2 separate regions of the Homo sapiens genome follow, and region 1 is linked to region 2. A link is a loop called in an ENCODE intact Hi-C map of the cell type or tissue named here. Cell type or tissue: A673. All regions are shown on one strand. Links, peaks and the distances in the headings refer to the core of each region. The heading gives the core; the rest is flanking DNA. Region 1 has its middle 37 kb from the start of GNA12. Region 2 holds the start of LOC100129603 (a long non-coding RNA gene).

Region 1 (8,736 bases), core at 2,433-4,932, 270 kb after region 2:
CGGTGGCTCACGCCTGTAATCCCAGCACTTTGGGAGGCCAAGGCAGGTGGATCACCTGAGGTCAGGAGTTCCAGACCAGCCTGGGCAACATGGTGAGACCCCATCTCTACTAAAAATACAAAAATTAGGCGTGGTGGTGTGCACCTGTAATTCCAGCCACTCGGGAGGCTGAGGCAGGAGAATCGCTCCAGCCCAGAAGTTGGAGGTTGCAGTGAGCAGAGATTGAACCACTGCACTCCAGCCTGGGTGACAGAGTGAGACTCTGTCTCCAAAAAAAAGATACAAAGGTAAAATAAAGTGAGGATATCAAGCCCCCCTTCAGGACTGCAGGGAAGCTACTTGCAGGGCATTGAGCCCAGTGCCTGGTGCTTAGCCAGACCTTGTTCCATCCCATCCCCTGCCACCTGCTACCAGCACCCTACCTCATGGCACCTGCCCAGCCCTGACCCCCAGCCACAGTCCCCATCAAAACTCAGCTATCCTCCATTCCTTCCCCAAACCTCAGGAGAGCAACTTGATCAATTAATCCTCATAAGCAGGTTTGCTTGCACTTCAGGTTTGCACTTTTTTTTTTTTTTGAGATAGGGTCTCACTGTGTTGCCCAGGCTGCTCATGAACTCCTGGGCTCAAGCGATCCTTCTGCCTTGACCTCCCAAAGTGCTGGGATTACAAACCTTTTACGATAATATTATACAAATATAAAGTATGTATATCTGGCCAGGCACGGTAGCTCATGCCTGTAATCCCAGCACTTTGGGAGGCTGAGGCAGGCGGATCACGAGGTCAGGAAATTGAGACCATCCTGGTGAACACGGTGAAACCCTGCCTCTACTAAAAATACAAAAAAATTAGCCAGGCGTGGTGGCGGGCGCCTGTAGTCCCAGCTACTCGGGAGGCTGAGGCAGGAGAATGGCCTGAACCCCGGGGGGCGGAGCTTGCAGTGAGTGGACATCACGCCACTGCACTCCAGCCTGGGCAACAAAGCGAGACTCCGTCTCAAAAAAAAAAAAAAGTATGTATATCCATATATGCATCTATGTCATATATACATATTTATATCATAAATATTATAATAATATAAGATAGGGCTGGGCGCAGTGGCTCACACCCATAATCCCAGCACTTTGGGAGGCCGAGGTGGGAGGATCGCTTGAGCCCAGGAGTTCCAGACCAGCCTGTGAAACCCCATCTCTACAAAAATACAAAAAGATCAGTGAGGCATGTGGTGCATGCCTGTAGTCTCAGCTACTCAGGAGGCCGATGTGGGAGGATCGCTTGAGCCCAGGAGCAGGAGGCTGCTGTGAGTTATAATTGCACCAGTACACTCCAGCCTGGACCGTGGGGAGAGACCCTGTCTCTGGGGGGTAAAAAAAAAAGAGTATAAAATGTATTGGAGACATATTTATTTTTGTGTTATCGTCTATGTTTGGCAAGCACTGCTGGCTGCCCATAAATTATGGCTATAAAATTTCCTTTTATAATCCGTTTGTTTAAGGCGGGGTCAGGAATGGCACATTGGTGCCAGTTGGAACCCTTTGCATGCAGTCAGGGGTCCAGGTGGGCTGAGCCCGGCCTGTGCCTGCTCACTGGCCACACGCCCTGGTGCTGGGCCGGGCCACCCAGAGGATGGGGCATCTTTTTCTATGCACAAAGGCACCGCCTGCTCACTAAAATTCCTAAGGGTAGAATTTGACACCCAGCCTCCTTTCTGAGGACCCAGGAGCAAACTGCGTCTTCCACATCCTCCTCCTTCCAACTTCCCGACTCCCTTGCTGTGTGACCTCAACCGAGTGCCTGTCCTTTTCTGGGCCTGAGTAGTCTCTCCACCTGAAAATCGAAAGGTAGGAGCTAAAGATGTCTCCTGGGTTCCAAAGGCGCCCCCAGCACAGTCAGTGTGGAAGTCTCTCTTTCCCCCAGTCTCTCTCCTACACACACACACCCTGTGTCTAAACCGATGGCTTCACTTGACAGCTCCACCAGCAGAAAATAATTTCCACCAGCAGCCAATGGATTTATGCCTCACTCATCAGCCGCAGCCTGATCAACCTGTCCTAAGTCACTGAGGGAGGCAGCTGCCTTCCATCCCCCGCCACAGGCCCTGCCACGGTGCACACTGGCAGGGCTGGGAGCAGGACTGGCCCGAAAGCCCTGAGAGCCGTGGCCCCACACGTGGATTCTGGGGCTCATGGGTGCGTGTGGGTGGCACAATGGGGAGAGCACAGGGTAGGGAGGCATCCACAGGTCCTCAGGAGCCAGGACAACTCCCCACTTTACTAACGGGGGACCTGTGGCCTGCAAAGGAGACCAGGCATTCAGGGCCACAGAGGAAGCCACTACAGGGTCCAGATGCATGTCCAGGGGCCCTGCTGGGGCCACCACAGTGAGGAAGGCAGAGAACAAGCCCTAGATGTTGTTCCCAGGCTCCCAGGCAAGTCGGGGGAGGCCTGCAGCCCCCACCTGCCTGCCTCCTGAGCCCGTCTGTTCAGCCGCAAGGGAGGCCCTGGCCCTCCCAGCCCCTGTACCGGCAGGCGCAACCCTTGCACGGGAACCCTGTTCCCAGGATGCCCTCACGCCTGCCAGCCCCTCTGTGAGGCCCCTCCTCACTGGGCCGTAAGGAGACCACTGTTCTGCCGTGGCCACGGGGGTGGCGTCCTGATGGCCATCACCCCCCACCCCCAGCTGGCCGCCAGCACATTGAACCATGAGCTCGGAGCAGGGTCTGGAAAAGCGCCGCTGCAGAACCGCAGCTCCTGCAAACTTCCTGTCCCCCTTCAGATGCTCTGGGCGGAGGTGTGCTCCTCATCTCCAGTTTGCAGATGTAGAAACTGAGGCTCAGAGGCGGGAAGTGGTTTTCCAAGGCCAGGAAATGTGCAGGTGGGATTGGCAGCCAGGCCAGCCTGCCCCCGAGGTATGGCCCCTCCTCGACCACCCAGAGCAGGTGCACACAGACAGGAGGCAAAGGCCACACGGGTGCCCGTGGAGCCTCACCTGGCACTTGGCAAGGCCTCAAAAGCCCCATGCGATATATGGAAATCGGGTGCAGCGGGTTATCATGTGTCATCTGGGAACCTTGGAGAGGTGAAGGAGCTGGGGGCTCCCAACGAACCCCACAAATCATTACGCTCCCCCTCTCCCCAGGCTTCCCCCTGCAACCTGGCAGAGCTCCCAGTTCTCACAAGGAAGAGACGGGGACTCCCCTTCGCTGAGCCCTCTAGGGGCTTGCACCTAAGCAAGGCAGGAATTGCCAAACGGGGGCCGCACCCTGCCCAGAGCCCGCACTGGCAGGACCTCGAAACTTTGGGCTGGAGAAGCTCCCCGGGCGCCCATCTTTTTCTCCTGTAGGACTTGGCTGCAAGCTCCTCTTGCAGAAGGAGCCCCCATCCTGGGGCTGAGCCCACCTCTGCCCGGGCACACCCTTGTCCCCCACCTTGGGTTGGGATATAAATTAAAATTCAATTTCATTAAAGGCAGTGAGCAATCAGTCCCTGGCTGGGGCTAACAATGCCAGGCAGGGGGCCTTCGCTTCCTCTGGGCTGTAATTCACTCAGCCTCCCCCGCTCTTGTTCGCAAACTGCTAGAGCTGCACTTTCCCCCCAAATTTATGGCACTGGCAGCGTCTGGGGCCTGAGTTACAGCTGCAGGTTTGATCGGGGACTGCATTATTCTGCATCTAATCCTCACGCCTTGACAGCAAGGGCCGGTTGTTCTCCCAAGCCGGGCATTGTCCTCTGGTTGGCCAGGCTGGGGTGCAGAGGCCGGGTTCTGGGCCCATGCCCTGAGCCACCCACACCCAGGCGGGACATGGAAATCAGAGAACTCATCCCACATCTCGCACTCTCCCTCCTTTAATCCTATAAAGGAGGAAGGGCTAGAATCCATCTCACAGATCAGCAAACTGAGGCACGGAGTGGTCATCTCAGGACCCAGTGAGTGACTCTAACACTCTGCACCTAGAAATACTCCCCACAGGACACACCGATGGTGCCCATGGGTACCCCCTGCAGCGTGGCTTAAAATAGCCCAACATCAGAAAAAAAAAAAAAAAAAAAAAAAAAGGGGGCCTGGTGGCTCACGCCTGTAATCCCAACACTTTGGGAGGCCGAGATAGGCGGATCACCTGAGGTTAGAAGTTCGAGACCAGCCCGGCCAATATGGGGAAACCCTGTCCCTACTCAAAATACAAAAATTATCTGGGCGTGGTGGCGAGCCTCAGCTACCTATTTGGGAGGCTGAGGCAGGAGAATCGCTTGAATCTGGAAGGTGGAGTTTGCAATGAGCCAAGATCGCGCCACTGCACTCCAGCCTGGGCAACAGAGTAAAACTCCATCTCAAGAAAAAGAAAAAGAAAAGAAAAAAAGGACAAATGACCACCAATAGGCCACAGAGCAGCTGGATATGGGACCCAGGGAATTCTGGGCTGGTGAAAAACAGCAAAGCAGCCCCCATGGATCCCGACATGTTCAGGAGGCACTGGCGCGAGGAGGCAGCTGAGGGTAACAGTATGGGCGGTCCGCGTGGGAAGCTCAGATGGTAACTGCGCAGGCTGCGTGTGCACAGAAACGCCTGCAAATGTGGCATCCACGCTGTTACCTCTGGGAACCATAGGATTTTTTTTTCAAGATCTATATTTCTCCCCACTGCAGAGCAGCTGGCTGCATCTAGAAGTTTCTGCACCTCCGTCTGGGCATCAGATGTTTACCTCTGGTCTGCGGGTAGGAGGGTGGGCTGTCTGCCCGCCACTCCCAGCTTCATGCAGGATCTGACCTCCCACTGGCTGGGGCAGCCAGCCCGGACTCCCCAATCTCTGACCTCCTCGGCAGCCTTGTGGGAGGGGCTTCGGGGTGGAGAGGAGGGCAAGGCCAGGAGAAGCTGGGACTTGTCCCAAGTGCAGCCCCAAGGCAGCACCTCCCACCCTCTTTCAGAGATGCTTTGGATCCTGAGCTGTTTCTGGCTCCGGCTGGTGGGGCTGGGCCTCCACTGCTGCCCGCAGCCTCTGTGAAATGGGGCTGAACCAAGCATCTGCCCCCCCATAAGCATCAACAGAAGGCGGTTCCCTTCCATTTAGCATTTTTCTTTTTTGCGTGCTGGTATCGATTTTTGCCTCTTTTGTATCCCCGAGGGCTACAAGCAATTTTCAGACACCATCCCTGCCTCATGGGCTCGGAAGAGAAGCAGGATCAACGTGTGTGGGAGAGTCCGAGGGGGACCCAGGGCAGGCTTATGCCAGCCTGGGCAGAGGCCCAGCTGGAGAAACTGAGGGGCGGGGGCCACTTGGGGGAGGACCCTGGCCAGCCTCCTGCCTGGACGCATCTCACAGCCCCTTTCTCTCCATCATCGCCCTGCCCCCAATTCCAGGCCACCATCACCTCCCACTGGATACAGCCAGGGTCTCCTGTCCACTCTGGTTCCCTCTAACCCACTCTCCTCTCTGTTCCCAGAGGGGTCTTTCTATATGCAAATATGGACAGGAAATGTCCAGGGCTCCCTGCTGCCTTCTGGCAGAATCTGCCCTCTGTAGCCCGGTTTCCAACACTCTGCACAGTCTGGTCTCTGCTTCCCGTGCTGGCTTTACCACCTTATCCCTACACACACACACACACGAATGCATGCATGCACACATGTTCACACGTGTACATGTACAAATACACATGTGCTGCACACATGCATATGCCCACATGTATGCACACATTCACACAGAGACACACATACGCACACGCACATGCACGCAAACGTGCACTTGTGCAAATGCACTTGTCATGCACAGATACACACATGCACACTCACAGACACACATAGACATGCACAAGTAGACTTGTGTGCTGCACACAGGCATGCACACATGCACATGGCCACATATGTCCACATGCACACACACATTCACACACATGCACGTGCAAATGCACTCATGCACAGATACACTCATGCACGCACACACATGTTCATATACACATATGTGCTACACACAAGCATGAACACATGCACATACCACATATGCCCATAGGCACACACACATACATATGCACATGCAAATGCACTCAAGTCATGCACAGATACATGCACACTCACAGGCACACATAGACATGTACAATTAGACTTGTGTGCTGCACACAGGCATGCATACATGCACATGGTCACATATGTCCACATGCACATACACATTCACACACATGCGCGTGCACATGCAAATGCACTCCAGTCATGCACAGATACACACACGCACACTCACACATATGTTCATATACACATAAGTGCTGCACACAGGCATGAACACATGCACACACCACATATGCCCATATGCACAGACATACACACATGTGCATGTGCAAATGCACTCGAGTTATGCACAGATACACACATGCACTTTCACACACACGTGCATATACACATATGTGCTGCTCACAGGCATGCACACATGCACATGGTCACATATGTCCACATGCACACACACGTTCACACACACATGCACGTGCAAATGCACTCGAGTCAGGCACAGATACATGCACACTCCCATGACACACATATCCATGGACTACACACCTGTGCTTCACTCTGGCATGCACACAGCCACACATATACATGTGCAAACACACTCAAGTCACACGGATGCACACGTGCGTCCACACACACACACACATTCCAGTGACAATGAGCACTCTGCTACCCTGCTTCCCTGCCTCTGATGGGCCACCCCTCTCCCATGTCAGGCCAGTTCCTACTCCTTTCAAACTCAGCCATGGTAGCGTTTGCCCGTGCACATCTAACTAGGGGCCCCGCTCCCGGAAACACAGGCAGCTTACACTTCCTGCCCCTTTGAAGAGGCCAGCTGCAGCCTGTGTTGCTTCCCAGATCAAGGTGGAATTGGCCACGAGGGACCCTCTAGTGCTGGCTCCTCTTTCACAGACCGGTCCACATCAAGAGGGGGCACTAAAAAGCAATGGACCGGCCGGGTGCGGTGACTCATGCTTGTAATCCCAGCACTTCCGGAGGCCGAGGCGGGCAGATCACCTGAGGTCAGGAGTTCGAGACCAGCCTGGCCAACATGGTAAAACCCCATCTCTACTAAAAGTACAAAAATTAGCCAGGCATGGTAATGGGCGCCTGTAATCCCAGCTACTCAGGAGGCTGAGGCAGGAGAAGCTTAAACCTGGGAGATAGAGGTTGCAGTGAACCAAGATTGCACCATTGCACTCCAGCCTAGGTGACAAGAGTGAGACTCCGTCTCAACAAAAAAAAGAAAAAAAGAAAAAAAGGAAAAAAACGAAGGACAGCTGCCCCAGGGCATTGCAGGGACCCACAGCCAGGCTGTGTGCCTTGATGTTCTAAGCAACTTTGACTTCAGAACATTTTTTACTGCACCCACCCCCACCACAAAAAAAGGCCAGATCACCATCTTCTGGTGCCCAAAACCCCGTACTTCCTCCATGAACAACATCCCCCACTCATCCTAGGACCACCTGTTCACACATCTGTACCCCTACCCTGGACAGCACTAAGCTGTAAATTCATGAAGAGCAGAGGCTGGTCTTGGGTATAGATCCTCCAGCAGGGCCCAGCAGAGAGTAGGAGTTCAGTAAGTGATGTGGAATGAATGCATGAATTAAATAAAAGTTGGAAATAGAGTTCGGGTGCAGTGGTTCACATCAGTAATCCCAGCACTTCGGGAGGCCGAGGCAGGAGGATCGCCTGAGGCCAGGAGTTTGAGACAAGCCTGGGCAACATGGTGAAACCCCATCTCTACAAAAATACGAAAACGTTAGCCGGGACTGGGCATGGTGGTTCACGCCTGTAATCCTAGCACTTTGGGAGGCCCAGGCAGGTGGATCACTTGAGGTCAGGAGTTCGACACCAGCTTGGCCAACATGGTGAATTCCTGTCTCTACTAAAAATACAAAAAAATTAGCCAGGTGTGGTAGCATGCTCCTGTAATCCCAGCTACTTGGGAGGCTGAGGCAGGATAATCGCTTGAACCTGGGAGGCAGAGGCTGCAGTGAGCCGAGATCGTGCCACTGCACTCCAGCCTGGGCAACAGAGCAAAACTCTGTCTCAAAAAAAAAGAAAGAAAAAAAAAGATTATGCGGGCGGACATGGTGGCACGTGCCTGTAGTCCCAGCTACTCAAGAGGCTGAGGTGGGAGGATCACTTGAGCTCAGGAATTCCAGGCTACAATGAGCTATGATTGCACCACTGCACTCTAGCCTGGGCAACAGAGCAAGACCCTGTCTTGTAAGAAAATAAAAAAGAAAGAAAATAAATAGAACTGGACTTTGAACGATGGCTGGGAGAAAGTGAGGCAGATGTTCATACAGGGGTCCCCTCGCAAGTAAAGGCAAGAGGCAGAGAGGAGACGAAAAAGGAAGGTGCTGGGGGTCAATTGGCTGGGTGGGGCATGGCAAGAGGTGAACCTGGGGGGCTTAGGGTAAAGGGCTCCCTCCGTGAGTATTTCTTTTTTTTTTTATTGTTATTATTGAGATGGAGTCTCGCTCTGTCTCCCATGCTGGAGTGCAGTGGTATGACTTGGCTCACTGCAACCTCTGCCTCCTGGACTCAAGCAATCCTCCCCACTCAGCCTCCCAAGTAGGTGGGATTACAGGTGCCCACCACCACACCCAGCTAATTTTTCTGGTTTTGGTAGAGATGGGGTTTCACCATGTTGGCCAGGCTGGTCTGGAACTCCTGACCTCAAGTGATCCACTCACCTCAACTTCCCATAGTGCTGGGATTACAGGCGTGAGCCAC
Region 2 (8,736 bases), core at 2,987-5,486:
TCTATCTTGAAGAGGAGCTGGGTAAAATGAGGCTGAGACCTACTAGGTGCATTCCCAGATGGTTAAGGCATTCCAAGTCACAGGATGAGATAGGAGGTCAGCACTAGATACAGGTCCTAAACACCTTGCTGATAAAACAGGTTGCAGTGAAGAATCTGGCAAAACCCCACAAAAACCAAGATGGACACCAGAGTGACCTCTGGTCATCCTCACGGCTACGCTCCCACCAGCATCATGACAGTTTACAAATGCCATGGCAACGTCAGGAAGTTCCCTATATGGTCTAAAAGGGAGAGGCATGAATAATCCACCCCTCCTTTAGCATATCATCAAGAAATAACCACAAAAATGGGCAACCAGCAGCCCTTGGGGCTGCTGTGTCTGTGGAGTAGCCCTTCTTTTATTCCTTTCCTTTCCTAATAAACTTGATTTCTCTTTACTCTATGGACTCGCCCTGAATTCTTTCTTGCATAAGATCCAAGAACCCTCTCTTGGGGTCCAGATCGGGTCCTGTAACACAGGCTCACCTGCTCCTGTTTAAGGGATACCCACTAGGGTATCCAGCTCCAAATCTGGGCTGGACCCTTCCCCTCTGTGATCCTGGCTTCCTATTCCCAAGGGAAGAACCGTCCAGAAAGGCCCTGACCCAGAGCCCCCTAAACCCTTGAAGGAGGCTCCCTGATCCCTCCAACATCATGCTGTAGTTTTCGCCGTACAAACGACCCCATCGACTTCCTTTTTCTCCAGGGAGAGATCAGGGACCTCTCCATGATGAGTTAAACATCAAATCCTCTATAAAAGCTGCTCTGGATTCTGCCTAGGTTCTCAGCATCTGGCAAAAACATTTGCGGACCAAGGTCTGTGAGCACATCTCGCTGGTTTTTGTTTTTTTTTTTTTTTTTTTTTTTTTTGAGAGCTCTCGTGATTTCTAAATTACATCACGGGGCAGAGCGGAATGGAGGGATTTAAAACGCCCATCCTTTTAAAAAACATGAACCGTTTCAAGTACAGAGTTTGACAGAGGGTAGACGGTACGAACTTGCTCCCACAGGCCTAGTTACTTGCCTCGTGCAAGGCCCCTCTCTCCCCTTCCCACTTGGAATCATCCTTGGAATCATCTTTGTCTAGGAAGAGGATTTCACTCCGGGTCTTTGAGAACACCTCTCAGGCCTGACCCTGGCCTTGGGAAGAAGACTCCCAGCCTGAGGGTCTTGTTGAGAGTTTTAATGTCCCCTTTAGGGACATCTTTGCTTTTCTTTCTTTCAGAAGAGGAATCAATTCTGGACCAGAGGATGTCTCCCTGCCTTTGCCCTGCCTGCCTCCCCCCACATCCTTCTCTGGCAAGGGGAATGAGGCTGAGAATGACCTCCATCCGCAGGACGAGGTAGGCACTGATTTAATGAAGGACTTCACTCTCAGTCGGGCTCAGCCGCAGGGATGGCAGATGGGGCCAGGCAGGAGGCTGTGGTGGGGTCTGTGCTGGGGAGATGGGAGCAGGAGCATCTGCAGAGTGGAGGCAGGAGGGTCGGAGAGCTCGGGGCCCAGACAGTCCCCAAGCGACTCTTGGGAGGCTGGCTTTGATGCCGTCCCAGAATATGGTTCAGAGTCAAAGCAAAGGGATGAATTTGTTAGCTGGAACACGGCCCTGAATTCTCCCCAGGAAATTCACTGAAACAGAGATTTAACCCGCGAGAGTTCCAGCCGAGCGATGAATCACCCGACTTCCCTCCTGTCTTTCATAGCCCACGTTTCACTTTCCTACCTTGGATTAGATAAATTAATGCAGAACATCCGGAAACTCCCGGGGCGCTTTGAAGTTTTCAAAGGGCCTCTGCCTACATTGTCTCCTGTGATCCCCCTGGTGGCCCCCACAGGTGAATGGACGAGGAGGTTGGGGTGTGGTCCTCGTACACATGGAGACACAGCAGAACACTAAAGGTGAATGGCTTTCCCCAGGTCCCAGCCTGAGGATCAGAGCCCAGGTCACCTGCCTCATTGCTTAGTGGTTCTGGAGTTCAGGCAACTTCATACCGTGGCGCAGGGAGAAGCATGAACCCAAAGGTTGGAGCCACGTCTTAGACAAATCAGTTCTTCTCCCTGGGCTGCATCTCCTCTTCCTCTTTTTGTTTTTTTTGAGACAGGGTGTCACTGTGTTGCCCAGGCTCACTGGGCAGTGGCACAGACTTGGCTCACTGCAACCTCCGTCTCTCAGGCTCAAGTGATCCTCCCATCTCACCCTCCAGAGTAGCTAGGACTACAGGTGCATGCTACCACGCATGGCTAATTTTTGTACTTTTTGTAGAGACAGGGTCTCACTGTGTTGCCCAGGCTCCTCTGGAACTCCTGGGCTCAATCAGTCCTCCCACCTCAGCTTCCTGAGTAGCTGGGACTACAGGCTCACACCACTACACTTCTCCAATTTTTAAATTTTTTTTATAGAGTCGGTGTCTCGCTGTGTTGCCCAAGCTGGTCTAAAACTCCTGTCCTCAAGCAATCCTGCTGCCTCAGCCTCTCAAAGTGCTGAGATTACAAGCGTGAGCCACCGCACCCAGCCTCTCCTCCTTTTTAGTTGCTGGGCTGGGCTCTCTAGAACTGTGCTGTCTAACGTGGTAGCAACTAACTCCATGTGACTTTTTAAAGTTAAACTAATTTAAGCTAAATAAAAATTAAAAACTAGTTCCTCAGTCCGACTAGCCCCATCCAAAGTGCTCAGTAACTGCGTGTGACTAATGGCTCCTATACTGGATGGCACAGAAATAACATTTCCGTCATCACAGAAAGTTCTTCTGTCCAGCAACAGGACAGGGCTGGTCAAACTGCCACCTCAGGGCAAATGCGGTCTGCTGCCTGTTTTTGTAAATAAAGTTTTGTCGGAACAGGGACACACCCATTTCTTCATATATTGTCTTTGGCCCCTGTCGTGCAACCAGCATGAGTAGTTGTGACCGAGATGATATGGCCCAAAAGACCTAAAATATTCACGGTCCAGTCCTTTACAGAAAGCATGCCGACTTCTGCCCTGGAAGATGGAAAATCTGCGGATTTCCACCCAGACCGCTCAGTGTCATTCAGAGGCCCAGAATCATCCCACACTGCAGACATCCCGCCTCTCCTTGTCCCAGTTATTGGGATTCATGGAACACATCTGCCTGTGTGTGTGTTTCTAGAAAGGAAATGTAGTGCTTTATTTTTTTAATTTTTGAGACAGGGTCTCACTTTTTCCCCTGGCTGGAGTGCAGTGGTATGATCAGGGCTCACTGCAGCCTCGACCTCCTAGACTTCCATAGTCAAATGATCTTCTTGCCTCAGCCCCACCAGTAGCTGAGACTACAGGCACGAGCCGTCACACCTGGTTAATTTTTTTTAAATTATTTTTAGTACAGGCAGGGTCTCACTGTGTTGCCCAGGCTGGTCTGGAACTCCTGGGCTCAGGTGATCCTCTGGTCTTGACCTCCCAAACTGCTGGGATTACAAGCATGAGCCACCACGCGCAGCCCTAATAATTTTCAATTCAGGGCCAATCTCATTTCATCTGTTCCTCTACCCACTTTAGATGAGCCCTGGAATCTTTTGAAGCAGATTTCAGTCATTCTGTCACTTAACATGTAAATATTTCAGTAGGCATCTCTCAAAAACATAAATACGATACCAGTATCACTTAACATGTAAATATTTCAGTAGGCATCTCTCAAAAACATAAATACGATACCAGTATCACAGCTAAAGATATTCACAATAATTCCTTAATCAAATGTGCAGTGTTCAAAGTTCCCTAATTTGTCTCATAGATATTTTTTCTTGTATTATTCTAACATCTGCCTGGGGATCTAAATCAGATCCGTATGTTGCGATGGGCTGTTGGGTCTCTGCCTTCTTTAACCTATTACCCTTTCCCTCTTTTCCTTACAATTCACTTAATGAAAAAATTGGATTATTTGTCCTATAGAGCTAGCCACAGCTTGCACAATCTTGAATTATTATTATTATTATTATTATTATTATTATTATTATTATTGAGACAGGGTCTTGCCCTGTGCCCCAGGCTGGAGTGCAGTAGCACAATCACGGCTCAGTGCAGCCTCAACCTCCTGGGCTCAAGTTATCCTCCCACCTCAGCCTCCAGAATAGTTGGGACTGCAGGCATATGCCAACACACCTGGATAATTTTTATATTTTTTGTACAGACGGAATTTTGCCATGTTGCCCAGGCTGGTCTCCAACTCCTGGCCTCAAGCGATCCACCCACCTCGGCTTCCCAAAGAGCTGGGATTACAGGCCACAGTCTGGATTTTGATGATGACATCTCCATGGTGTCATTTGACAGGTTCTTCTGTCCTCTTCATTTTCTATAGATCAGTAGTTGGATCTAGGGTTGATCACATTCAGTTTTGGGGATTTGACAAGAATATTTCATGGTGTAGTGTCCTGTCCTTCCACTGGGGGGCACAGAGTGCTTGGTTTGTGTCTTTTTTAGAGGTTGTTCACGGTTTGTAATGGTGATTGCTTAGATCCATTAGTTCATTATGAGATGTAAAATGCTGATATTCAAAGTCTACATTCCTCTTCCTTAATTAGCTAGAATACTTCTATAACAAGGACCTTCCCCTTATCAACCACTTGGTCACGCTGATGTATCGTTGCCATAAGAAAGGTCGATAAATGCTTAAATTTTTTCCCTTTTACTGACCAGTTTTCAAAATAATGAGGGGATATCCTGCTGACCTCCAAAGGTGACCAATGAGAGCTTTTTTCTTCTTTTTTTACGAATCATGAATTCACCAACTTTAACCCATTCACTTTGTTTCAAACCATTCAACTAGTTAACCTCAAGGATGCCATGGTATGGAAGAGAATCTGTTGAGTCAACTCTTCCTACATCACTGACCAGCCAACTTCTGACCACAAAAGCTGTCAGGCTGGCTGGGGCCAGAGTCCCCTCACCTTGTCACAGGCCATAGGAGAGTCTCCTCCTACACCCCACCCTGGTCAACCCAAGACTTGCTCGTGTGCAGATGCGTGCTTCAGAGACAGAGCAGCAGGACGCTCTAGAACCGAGCCAGGGGGTGGGAGGGGCCAGCACCTCTCTTGCTCAAGAGTGAGACACCAGGCAGGATGCAGGGGCTCATATCTGTAATCCCAGCCCTTTAGGAGGCTGAGGCAGGAGGATCACTTGAGGCCAGGAGTTTGAGGCTGCAATGAGCCACGATCGCACCACTGCACTCCAGCCTGGGCAACACAGGCAAGACCTCATCTCTATAAAAAATGTAAAAAGTCAGCAGGGCATGGTGGTGTGCCCCTATAGTCCCAGCTACTTGGGAGGCTGAGGTGGGAGAATCACTTGAGCCCAGGAAGTTGATGCTGCAGAGAGCTACGATTGATTGCACCACTGCACTCCAGCCTGGGAAACAGAGTGAGACCCTGTCTCTAAAAAAAAAAAGGAGACAATGAGACACTTGCATTCAATTTTTCATGGTGGGGACGTCTCCTGTTGGGCTATGGTTAATGCAATCACTGATCCTAAGCCTTAAAATGCACACACACAAACATACACATCACACACATACACACACAAATGTGCACACAACTGCTGTTCATGAGGAAAAATAATTTCCAAGCTTCTGTTCCCACCTGCTCCACACACAGATGCTCTCGTATCTCATAATTGGCCAACTTAACTAGTTTGATAAGGAAATAGATTTTGCTTTAGAAGACACAGCTACATCTACCTCTGTGTAAGTTTCCTTTTTACTCCACCCACCTCAGAACTCAGGCTGTTCCCAAGCAGTGAACTAACAGGAGAATGTCTAGTTTAAGGGGGATTTTTAATTCCATTTCCAAACCCTGCAGGTATTCACCAGTATGCTGTTTATTTTACTTGCTTAGTCCCTGCTCAGGACAGGATATTGGAGGTGAATTATTTATATTCCAAGAAACCAAAAGAAAGAGAGAGGAAAAAAACCAAGAGCAAGGAAACAGTAATTTCTGTATGGCTGTTTTTCAGGTTTCTACCGATCTTACTAAAAATATTTTATTCTTACTCCATTTTTGTACAGAAAATTTCATGTGTGTACTGCCACTGAAAAGCAACATTACTGATTTATTTAAAATATTTATACTGAATTACAGCATTAAGATAGACACATGCATTAGCAGGAGTGATTCAGAACAATGTGCCCACGAAGTTTATTTTTGAATCAAAGTTGAGAAGGCTGTGTGTCTACAAACATCAAATGACTCATTTTTCGCTAATTACTGACACCTGCAGCCGATTCGCTCTCTGCTAAAACTCAGCATTTCAGTTAATTTCTGCCCTAATTAGCGTGGTAACAAATGCATCTCCTACTTGATATAGAAATGCAGAAGGGTGCACAATGACTCTGGGGGCTTCCAACTTTCTTCCTAAAATTCTAGCAGAGGAATCTAGAAATGCCAATGGTTGGGCTTCACGGCCTGACCCAGGTGTTCAGAGGTTCCTCCACCAAAGGGCAGGGCTGCTTAGAAGCCAGGCAATCTCTTAAGATGGGGTAGTGGAGCATGCAGGGGCTGGGGGTCAGACAATCCTGGGTTCGCATTTCTGACCTGCCGTTCACGTGCTGTGCAACCTTGGGCAAATCGCTTAGCCCCTCTGAGCCATAAGATGGAGAGAAATGATCGGTCCCATATCACTGGCATGTTGTCCAGGCAAAGTGCTGGGAACATGGGAGGTGGTCCATCCTCACTATTCCCATGGTTACGACTCAAGATCAGACCCACTTTCCTTCCTTCCCTCCCTTCCCTCTTTCCCTCTTTCCTTCCTTCCTCCCTCTCTCTCTCTCTCTCTCTCTTTCTTATCCTTCTTTCTTTCGATGGAGTCTCGCTCTATCACCCAGGCTAGAGTGCAGTGGCGCGATCTTGGCTCACTGCAGCCTCCACCTCCCGGATTCAAGCAATTCTCCTGCCTCAGCCTCCCGAGTAGCTGGGACTACAGGCACATGCCACCACACCCAGCTAATTTTTGTATTTTTTATTTTTTAGTAGAGATGGGGTTTCGCCATGTTGGCCAGGCTGGTCTTGAACTGGTAAGCTCAAGCTACCTGCCTGCCTCGGCCTCCCAAAGTGCTGGGATTACAGGCATGAGCCACTATGTCCAGCCCAGACCCCTTTTCTCAACCCCCAAAACCACTCATGTCAAAGTGACTCCCCCTTTGAGTTCCCCAGCCTTAGCTCCTGACAATTTCCCCTGCCACTGTGTGGTCCTGTCTGGCTCCTGCCTCCAGCCAGCCCAACATGTGGTCTTTCTCTTAAGTGGGCCTTTTTCTTTCCCAAGCCCAACCCTCTGTATGGAGAACACCAAAATAATAATAATAATAATAATAATAATAATAATAATAATAATGATAATAAAAAGGAAGGAGGGAAGGAGAAAAAAGATAAAAGATTTGATAGCCACCATGTGTCTGGCACCCAGCGTGTAATGAAAATGATAATGTTTTCTCTGTTGCAAGCTGCTTCGCAAAGCTCCTTATGGCCACTGATTCATTAAATCTTCATGACTCCCGCGAGATACGTACTCTCATTTCCCCATTTTATGGATGAGAAAACCGAGACTTTAGAGAAAAATAGTTCAAGAAGATATAAACAGACAGTTCACAGAAGGGGGCATCAAAATTGCCTATCGGGCTTAGAAACAGTTGCTCAACCTCACATTCAAGGTGCAAATAAAATTAATTATGGGATACTATTTTTCATCTCTTAGTCTAGAAAATGAACAGTAACTTCCAATGCCTCAACAATACACGAAGCTGGGTACTCAAATTCCTTGTTCATGAGTGTGAATTGCTTTCAACTTTACACAAATTAACCATACAATGTCTATTAAAATTTAAAATGCATGCTCTTTAGCAAGAAACCTCACTTTTGGGAATCTGTCCTACACTAGTAAAACCAACGACACATGAAAAACATAGAGGAGGATGTTTATTGCAGCACTGTTTGGGACAAGGAAAACGAATGATTTTTTTTTTTTTTTTTTTTTTTTTTTTTTTTTTGTGTGAGACAGAGTCTTGCTCTGTCACCCAGGCTGGAGTGCAGTGGCAAGATCTCAGCTCACTGCAACCTCTGCCTCCTAGATTCAAGAGATTCTCCTACCTCAACCTTCCAAGTAGCTGAGATTATAGGCAGGAGCCACTACACCTGGCTAATTTTTGTATTTTTAATAGAGTATTTTTAATGTTAGTGAGGCTGGTCTTGAACTCCTGACCTCAGGTGATCCTCCCACCTCAGCCTCCGAAAGTGCTGGGATTATAGGTGTAAGCCACCAAGCCTGGCCGGAAAATGAATGATTTTTACTGCGTGGTTTATACTGGAGGAAAAAACAACAACCCAAGGATGGTATAGTATTGTCTGGAGTGGGGGAAAATAGAAACAAAGTAAATTTTCATCTATAGAGTAGCTGGATGCATTTAGGTATATCCATATTATAGAATACTATGTAGCAGTTTAAAATAATGAATTGAAACTCTATTGCTGATTGCTGAGTGAAAAATCAACCTAACCCACTCCTTGAAAGGAGTCACAAGTAGGGCAACGCTTTTGAATGAGATACCATGTTTCATTGTATTGGGGTGGGGGGTGGGAATCCACCAAGCATTTTTGCGTAACATTGAGCATTTAAAACACCAATACCGAGGCCGGCAAATTGCTTGAGCTCAGGAGTTTGAGACCAGAAGACTGGGCAACATGGAGAAACTCTGTCTC

The links. A loop is a pair of places that touch in the nucleus more often than their neighbours do. Peaks named below come from ENCODE experiments on the same cell type or tissue, not always from the same donor. Only the 100,000 strongest peaks of a DNase experiment are listed, where the experiment ranks them.
Region 1: it touches region 2 in a loop (4-fold over the local background); 56 of 110 quality-filtered maps call a loop at or near these places.

What each region holds. Positions count from the first base shown.
Region 1 is chr7:2,877,158-2,885,893 of GRCh38, reverse strand. No RefSeq gene overlaps it. Among named protein-coding and RNA genes, the nearest start is that of GNA12, 37 kb to the right of the region's middle. In A673, for the core only: no CTCF peak of the experiment used is centred there; a DNase peak (open chromatin) is centred at 3,563.
Region 2 is chr7:3,150,786-3,159,521 of GRCh38, reverse strand. It overlaps LOC100129603 (a long non-coding RNA gene), which reads left to right and starts at 949. Exons shown (of 4, transcript NR_126024.1): 1 at 949-1,031; 2 at 1,267-1,384. In A673, for the core only: a CTCF peak has its summit at 4,436 (motif pointing right); a DNase peak (open chromatin) is centred at 4,451.